Linked DNA regions of Homo sapiens: all the other regions are linked to region 2. A link is a contact called in ENCODE Hi-C or POLR2A ChIA-PET data. All regions are on one chromosome and are shown on one strand. The core of a region is the stretch at or near the end of the contact, and the rest is flanking DNA. Distances in the headings are between cores, read along the strand shown.

Region 1 (2,849 bases), core at 59-2,558, 250 kb after region 2:
AACTCTAAACCCAGGGGTGGGATGTGAGGGGTCCTTAGTTTGAATTGTGTGTAGACTAGACTCCATCTTCTAGAATTTCTAATCCTTTCCAGCCTTGAGGGAACCAGTTGCAGAGCTGATCAAGAAATATCCCAGGGTTACAGTGGCACCTACAGGACAAACGGAAATGTTTCAGCTTGTTTCTTGGTGCTTTTTTTGTGGAGCAGGGGGAGTCAAAGTTTAGGAGGACAGAGATAAGGAGGTGACGTTACAGTTGCTAGTTACTGCAAACATAATTTTTATACCAGTATATTAGAAGCTTAGACCTTAGAGCTAAACACCCGTGATTACAAACATCGTGGCTTTGTCACCTGCTCTTTGTTATACCCCTGTTGTATGGCTTTAGGTAAAGGAACTTAACATTTCTGAGTTATAGTGTCTACTTGAAATATGTGAAATATGCTGTCTATATTACAGGTTAATGCCTCAGTGTTTTAAGAGACTTATTTTACCAGAGAAACTCCAAACCTGGCAAACAAAGGCCTGTGAGTACTCAACCCTTAAGACAATCCTAAATGCCCCAAACCTATCCCAGCAGGAAGTGAGCTGCTAAAGAGATGTAGTCCACAGAGGAGGCCTCCAAACCTGTGGGCTACATCACCCAGAGTTCGTCAGGGCCACGGAAGATAAGGGACAAGGAGATCCTTGTGGAGAACTCATCAGGGCAGCCAGATTGGCTAAGGAGCTCACATCACCTCCAGGTCAGGATACTTTGTGTTTCCAGTCCTACACATCATGGGAATTGCTACGCACCAGGAATTGCTACACTTTTTGCTGCTTCCCATTCTCTTCCTTATCAAATGGATGATTTTTTTGATAATTATCCTATTCTTTCTCTGTCCCTTCATGTATTGCATTTGTGGTTATATTGGAGCCATAGTTTGCTGAGCCAGAAGGAACCACCACACCAGGGCCTGACTAAGAAGAATCACCCAGAAATCCTGGACTTGGAGCTATAACTAGATAAGTCTTTGTGTGGTCTCCCTCTGAGAAGAGGAAAGTGCACTTTCCATGGTATCTAATTATGGCTTCATTAGGTAGGCACTGGCGTTTTTGAAGGGATATGTGAGAGTAGAAGGGACAGTGTGTTGTTGAAGGTGTGAATTACAGCTAAAACCTCTGTTGTTAGCCAAGCCAGCGCTTAGTTGTCTTTCTACATTTAATGTCACTTTGATCTTCTGTTGGACACCTGGAATCCATGCCTCTCACATCTCTCAATTCACCTAGTTTGAGTGATTTTGGCTCTATCCCCGGCTCCAGAAGTGGTTGTATGACTCAGGCCTGGCCAGTCAGAACACTGCATCCTGTTCAATTCAGGTCAGAGAGACTCAGGGCAAGCAAGATCTCTCTGCTGAGATTGGAGCTGCGAGAATGAAGGGGAAAGGAGCCTGTCTAAGGACAGGGCCAAGACAGAGGGAGCTGGAGTGAGAGTGAGAGTGAGAGTGAGATTGAGAGAATGAGAGCGAGAGTGCGAAAGAGAAATCACAGTCGGGGGTGACATTTAAGCCTTTGGAGTAAGGCCCATTGGACATTCTCCATCTAGGCTTTTCAGTGATGAGAAAATAAACATCTTGCTTGAGCCAGGTAGACTGCGGCTTTCTATTGCTTGCAATCAAAACAGTTCTAAATCAAATGGCTCTTAAACCAAAAGATGCTCAAACTCATAATAATAAGAAAATAATTGATACAACTTTTTTTTTTAACTCTCAGATTGATTGGCAAAAATTCAAAACATACTGTGTTGGCCAAGCTTTTGGGAAATAGACAATTTTTACATGGCTGCCAGGAGCACAAGCTGGTACAAGCCCTGTGAAGGGCAATTTGAAAATGCCCGTAAACATGACAAATACATGTATCCTCAGATGCACGACAAAGTGAGAATTTTTCTGTTTTTTCATTATTTTTTTCTGACTGGCAGAGAAATTCAGCAGGAATTCTCAGATATATTTAGGTATATTGACACACATGCAAAATGGACCCTATACAAAACTTCTCATTTCAGTATTATTTTAAATGGCAAAACAATCAACTTACATGTTCATCAATAGAGAACTGGGTAAATAAATTTTGGTGTATCCATAAACTGGGAATACTTCAAAGCTAGAGAGGTGGGGGCAAAGAGGAATTTTTATGTACTGATATACAGGATTTCCAAGATATAGTATTATATGGAATAATTAAGACACAGAAAAAAAGGTGTTATAGTACATTATCATGCAAAATAAAAAGTTGCTTTTAAAGTATTTGCTTGTATGTGCATAAAATGGTCTCTGGAAGTATAAAAGAAACTAATAACTTTGCTAACCTTTGATATGTAATAGGTAAAAGGGAAATTTTTTAGCATATTCTTTTTATCATTTTAATTTGTTTTTGAGCCATATGAAAACATTACTTATTCAAAAACTAAATGAATATAAATTTTTAAATTTTCTCATTAGGACCTACAAGCTAAAGAACAGTTAAAAAACAGGCAGTGAAAAGATTCCAGGGGAAACGATTTCACTTCTGTGTTGGAGCTATGGAACTCTAAACCCAGGGGCGGGGTGTGAGGGGTCCTTAGTTTGAATTGTGTGTAGACTAGACTCCATCTTCTAGAATTTCTAATCCTTTCCAGCCTTGAGAGAACCAGTTGCAGATCTGTAAAGAAATATCCCAGGGTTACAGTGGCACCTACAGGACAAACGGAAATGTTTCAGCTTGTTTCTTGGTGCTTTTTTTGTGGGGCGGAAGAGTCAGTGAAACAACAGGCAGTGAAAAAAAAAAAAATACACCAATCTTACTGATCCAGGCAGTGAAATGCATAAGTTGAA
Region 2 (3,053 bases), core at 130-2,629:
CTTCCCACCACCCTACTATTCTCATCTCCTGACTTTATGCTCCCTTCAAATTGGCCCATTTGCTAGTCTTCCAACTTCCCACCTTAGCCCCTTTGCTCCTGCTGCACTATACATTTGGCATGGGCCCCTTCATGCTCATATGTGTTGCACCCACCCTTCAAGGTCAGGTCGAATGTCTCTTCCTCCCTCTAGAACTCCACCCTCAGGGGATGGAATCTTTCCTCTTTAAGCCTATGCGGTTCATTTGTGTCTGTCCTTAGAACATCCTAATTTATACATTTACTGTATTTTAATTCTCTCTTCCCCTGTATCAAACTCCATAAGGGTCGTACTCTACTATAGAAGCCTAAGAGAGAACATTACACATAGCAGGTGCTCAGTCTTTCTGGAACTCTTTTGCATGAGGCCTATAAAATTTTGGTTGAGGCAGGGCAGAACAGCTCACACCTGTAATCCCAGCACTGTGGGGAGGCCTAGGCTGGAGGATTGCTTGAGTGCAAGAGTTAGGGAACAGCCTGGGCAATACAGCAAGACCCCATCTCTACAAAAAATAAAATAAACAAAAAACAAACGTTGAGTTGGTAATTTATAAACGATGATGTCTACCTACCAGAGATTTTCATTAAAACTAAAATGCGAGATGGAATAGTGTCTGCGCTGTCTGGCATTCTGGCTTCAGGCTTCCCTGGTGAATAAATAGGAAGTAAGAACAGTAGCTGAATATTTCAAGTGTCTTTGATCTACAGCTGAAGAGTTTCTCAAACTATGCAGAAATGGGTGGAGAACAACTTTATTAAAGACGGGTCTGGTTTGGGCAACAAGGAGAAACAGCACCAATGACCTGAAATAAATCTTCATAGTTAAGGTTTCAATGCATGAGTAGTCATTTTGTTTTCAATTTAAACCACTAGTTTGGCCCTTGGGTAATTGCAAAGCATTCTCTTGTCAGCCTAAGCAGAAGAGAACTTTGTTAGCAGCAAGGGCTTATAAACTTTCAAGAAAGTGTCGCGATTCACTCCAAACTTTGCTAGTTTTTTCACTAGAAGCGGAGAGTCGGGGTGATGGGGGTTCAACTAGCTGGGGGAGGGACAGCATTCAAAAATTCTCCACCCCCGGCCGCAGGGCCAGGTCCCGCAGGAATCCCTCCCCCAGCCTGCGCCCTCCCCGCACCACGCGGCCACCCCGAGCCTGGGGACCGCCGAGGAGGGGCGCGCGGGAGTCCCACCTACCTGAGTGCCAGAAGCCTCTCGCCCAGGAGCGCCAGCGCGATCCCCAGCAAGCCCACAGCCACCAGCCGCCCCATGGCGCGGGAGCCGGGCGCGCTGCCTCGCTCCGGCCTGGCCAGCAGCTCCGTGGGCGGTGCCATCTTCCCGGCTCGATGGTGCCGGCCGCGCTCCGCCCCGTCCTCCGCCTAGGCCGAGTCCCTGCGTCGGGGCCGCGGAGGCTCCGCCCTGGGCCTGGCCCTGGTCTTTGTCCTCACAAACCTATTTCCCCAGATACCTTCGGGACGGCCCGGACACGCCTTACATTAGGCTCATGATGTGAAACTTTGAATTCCTTCACTTCCTTTTTCAAACAACCCACCCGAAACCCTCTAGCAGCCCGCATACCTTTCTCGTTTCCCTAGTCTTCAAACACATTTCTCACTCGCTATTCCAGTGAGAAACTTACATAGAAAGCAGCTTTTGGGGATGGGGGTCGGTGGCCAAGGGAGGGAAAGTAACGGGATGCGTCGTGTAAATATTTCACGTTGGAATCACTACTTTTTATAACAGGACGTAGTTGCGAATAAATAAACATCCTGTGCCTCGTAATACTTTTTTTTTTTTTTTTTAACAGGGTCTCGCTGTGTTGCCTAGGCTGGAGTACATTGGCACAATCATAGCTCACTGCAGTCTGGACCTCCCGGACTCAAGGGACCCTCCAGCCTCAGCCTCCTGAGTAGCTGGGACCGCAGGCACGTACCGTTACACCTAGCTAAGTGTGTGTAAGTTGTGTGTGTGTCTGTGTGTGTGTGTGTGGAGACCGAGTCTTGCTGTGTTGCCCAGGTTGGTCTCAAACTCCTGGACTCAAGCCATCCTCCTGCCTCAGCCTCCCAAAGTGCTAGAATTACAGGAATGAGCCACCATGCCCAGCCTCTATTAATACTTCCAGACTACAGACTTAAGGACTTAGACACGTCTTTTTCATCCAAACTCAAAGGGAAGAAGTGTAGTTTTTTTCTTTTCCGTTTTTACTCTAACAACCGTAACATGAAGGAATAATTTAAAATACAATTTTAAAAGTAAAATGAAATTTACCCATCAAGATTGATACCATTACAATAAATGAGTACATCTGAAATAAGCTTCTAATGGTTTTCGGTATTTAATTGCCACCCTACAATATGTAGGCAGAAATGGTCACACTTGACAATTTTCAACAAATATCAGTTTTATAAAGAACCAGTAAATAAAAGTGGATGCCAATTTCCCACCTGCCTCTCACCAAAAAAAAAAAAAAAAAAAAAAAGCACAAACACCTCTCTCCCTGTGTGTGTGTGTATCTCTGCTTCAGTCCTAAGGATATTGGATTATACTGGATGGTAGAAAGAGAAGTAAAAAGTTGTCCTTTGAAAGCCCATGAGGCATTACCTTTTTTGTGTCGTGGACCCTTCTGGCAGTGGTGAGCCTGTGGATAACTTCTTAGAATAATGTTTATAAATGCTTACAATAAAATGCATAAATTTTCTCTGTGCGGTTCATGAAAAAAAGAAAGAAGAAAAAAAAATTTTAAATAAATGAATAAAATGTATAGATTGCAAAGAAAATCAATTACATTGTAAGGAAAAAAAATAGCTGAGAGCAGTCTGAGCTTTGTGAGGTATGCAAAATTTATCAGGCCCAGAGCGACATGAGTATGGGACTTCAGTCACGCCCCAATACCCATGCCTGGGGACAGTTGTTTAAAGACATTTTGTTCCCGAGTAGCTGTCCCACCCATTATCTTCATATTCCTGGAATTTATGATACAAAGAACAAAGTATAACCAATCCACAGCTTATGTTATTTTAA
Region 3 (2,825 bases), core at 12-2,511, 160 kb after region 2:
GGATTCACTTCCAAGAAGTAAGAATATCCCACAGTTCTTAGAATTTATAAAAGACTGCAGGATTCGGTCACACCACAATGTCAACAACACAACATCCTTTAATGAGTGGGGACATGGAATTGGAGTTGGGGGATAAGAGGCTGGAGGGGGAGCTGTGATATTTCCAGAGTAGTGATATCACATTTAAACCCTTGAAATCTTCCTTATAAGATTACTGCAACAAATGTGTAAATATTTTCAGCAACAATGCAAATATATGGAAAACTATAATGATAAAGAGACAAAGAAATCTGTCAGGAATGCAGAGAGATGTACCCTGTGGAAGGATGCCAGGTGGCTAAGGAATAAAATCTGTTAATTTGAGGCTATTTAATACTATTCAGAAACTTCTCCAAGCAGTACTATGCTGTGAAGGAGAGGATAAAGTTTCCAGTCCATTGTTAAACGGTGACCGAAAGCAAAAAGTATTTTGACTGGAAGAGCGGGTCAGAAAGAAGAGTGTGCAGATGAAGTCAAACCATCCAGCGTCGGCAGGCTTGCAGGTGGCCTTGACCTGGAGGCACCCCTGTCAGAAAGTAACCAAATCTAGGAAAAGGAAAGGTGTGCTGGCGTCGAGGCTCCAGGGCTCAGCAGCAAAGTGAACCCCAGTTGTTTTAGCTTGAGCCTAGCCCTCCCTCTACCAAGGCTGAAAGTTAAGGCAGTTCCCCAACCCTAGGACCCAGCTTGGGCCCTGTGTCCCCTCTCACCAAAGTCCAGTAGCTGCTTCATGGACAGCGGGGACGGGCTGTAGCGCGAGAAATGCTCCACCTCTCGGGGCACCAGGCCGGCGCCGTTGAGCGAGCCAGCGCTGCGCAGCACGAAGCGGGCCGCCTTCATCTTGACGCCCACCCGGCCTGGCGGGGACTGTGGCTGGCTTGAGGGGCGAAGGCTGCTCGGAGCAGAGCCTGGTTCCGAGGGGGCGCGGCGCGTCCGGGCGAGGACTGCAGGTGCGCTGGCTGGCTTGTGCGCCCCGGCCTGGGCTGGGGTTTGAGGGTGCCGCGGAGTGAAGAGTCTGGGCAGAGTCGGAGATGCAGTGGTTCGAGATTCAAGTTCAAGTCTTCCCACCAGCCGCCGCCGCCCGAGGTTTTATTTGTCTCCCCGCACTCTCCCCCCGAGTCCCAAACAGGAGGAGTCACTGGAACTTGGAAACGCGTCCTGAACTCCAGGTCGCGCCAATCAGATCAGAGAAAGAACTATGGGCTCCGCCCCTCCAGCCGCGGTCATCACAGAATGGCCTGGCACGGTGACCACGGAGTGCCCTGGCACCGGTGCCCGCGGCTGTGACGGAAAAAGGGTGGGAAGAACAGGGAAGAGGAAGCAGAAACAGGTATCTGGGGCAACGTGGGCTTAAGATTAGCCTCTTGGGACGGGGCTCCGAGTCGCGTGGGCTGGGGTCCCGCCCAGGCTCGCCCTTGTTTACAACTCGGAGGCTGTCTCAATGTCAAGTACTCCTGGCCACAAACTGTTTCCAAGAGTTTGGACTCCGCGTGCTCATTGGTCCTTGCTCAGAGCAGGGCTTTTACAGTAGCCAACAAGCTGCGTTCAAAAGTATGGGCTTCTCTGCCACTGGACAGAGAGAAAGGAATAAACAACCTAAAGACCTGCGCCCCCACCCCCACCGCCCCCTTTTCTTCAGAAGAGACCGGCACATGGCAGGAACTGTACGTTCCTTTTGCTGAGACTTGAGGGGCTGCCCAGATACATTTACTTTTTCCTGTGGTAATAAAAGGCCATCAATTCGTTCTTCTCCGGCAACACATTCTTTCCGTTAGGTTTAGTTCTGTTAATTAAAAACAAAATTAAAAAGGGATCAATTTGTCAGTTTGCCTTACCTTTTGCGGTGATCAGAGAATTTGTTCACTCTGCCCTGTACGAAATGTCCTTACTCCAAATCTTTACCTAAGACATTCCATTCTACCCTCAAATGTCTGGCACAAGCTGTCTGCTGCAAAAGGTCTTCCTTGATTACTTCTCCTCACTTCTTCCAAATAAGGCCTTGGTCTTTCATGGTACTATTCTATAGCTATTTATGTTTTTATATTATCCCTCTCTGACTCCCCCCTTTCCTGAAAGAGATCAGGGTAGGGACCCTGTCTGATGCAGCTTTGTGATTCCTACTTTTTCACTACTCAATATTTATTAAATTAATGACAGTGGTTGAGACACATTACCCTGTCATACTAACCTCCTTTTCCTCTCCCGACACTCTAAAAGGACTAGGGAATGAAGCCACCGTGTTTGGGAAAGTTGGGAGTAAGAGAGTTGGTTACAAATGTAATAGAATGGGAATTTATGAGGTGTTAAAAATGATAGTTTGTTATAAAAAACCTTTTTGGCCTCCTCCCCCTGCGTTTATTTTATTTTAATTAATTAATTAATTACTTTATTTATTGAGACAGAGTCACACTGTCTCCCAGGCTGGAGTGCAGTGGTGCCATCTCGGCTCACTGCAACCTCGGCCTCCCAGGTTCAAGCGATTCTGCTGCCTCAGTCTTCTGAGTAGCTGGGATCACAGGCACACGCCACCACACTCAGCTAATTTTTTCTATTTTTGGTGAAGATGGGGTTTCTCCATGTTGGCCAGGCTGGTCTCAAACTCCTGACCTCAAGTGATCCACCCACCTCGGTCTCCCATAGTGCTGGGATTACAGGAGTGAGCCATTGCGCCCAGCCTGCCCTGCATTTATAAGCAGAACGGGCAACTCTGAAAGTCATGAGTGATCCTAGGCTCTGCTGTCATCCTTTGCCCTCTTCGTCTAGGAGACTGCATTAAATCACAGGACAGA

The links. A loop is a pair of places that touch in the nucleus more often than their neighbours do. ChIA-PET counts read pairs that join two places held with the same protein, here RNA polymerase II (POLR2A). Pooled maps may share reads with other maps.
Region 1: a loop to region 2 is called in a map of ascending aorta, with 4 times the contacts of the local background. The contact joins the enhancer-like site here to the promoter of PON2 in region 2. A Hi-C loop is called at or near these places in 1 of 168 maps with a recorded cell type or tissue (ascending aorta) and 12 of 50 pooled maps. POLR2A ChIA-PET finds 5 or more read pairs at or near these places in 1 of 52 experiments (Panc1).
Region 3: a loop to region 2 is called in a pooled map of heart left ventricle, with 6 times the contacts of the local background. The contact joins the promoter of PDK4-AS1 here to the promoter of PON2 in region 2. A Hi-C loop is called at or near these places in 1 of 168 maps with a recorded cell type or tissue (heart left ventricle), 4 of 37 single-sample maps with no recorded cell type and 9 of 50 pooled maps. POLR2A ChIA-PET finds 5 or more read pairs at or near these places in 2 of 52 experiments (B cell and Panc1).

The regions. Positions count from the first base shown.
Region 1 is chr7:95,687,788-95,690,636 of GRCh38, forward strand. All of the region lies in intron 2 of LOC105375409 (a long non-coding RNA gene), which reads left to right. Among named protein-coding and RNA genes, the nearest start is that of DYNC1I1, 83 kb to the right of the region's middle. Within about 2 kb of position 1,309, at least 2 of the 41 ENCODE cell types and tissues checked have a DNase peak (open chromatin) inside an H3K27ac peak, as active enhancers do.
Region 2 is chr7:95,433,649-95,436,701 of GRCh38, forward strand. It overlaps PON2 (paraoxonase 2), which reads right to left and starts at 1,380. Exons shown (of 9, transcript NM_000305.3): 1 at 1,230-1,380. The coding sequence starts at 1,303. RefSeq lists a silencer at 1,063-1,492 and an enhancer at 1,167-1,737.
Region 3 is chr7:95,595,418-95,598,242 of GRCh38, forward strand. PDK4-AS1 (PDK4 antisense RNA 1) reads left to right here and starts at 1,262. Exons shown (of 3, transcript XR_001745287.3): 1 at 1,262-1,366. PDK4 (pyruvate dehydrogenase kinase 4) reads right to left here and starts at 1,099. Exons shown (of 11, transcript NM_002612.4): 1 at 747-1,099. The coding sequence starts at 876. RefSeq lists a silencer at 380-674.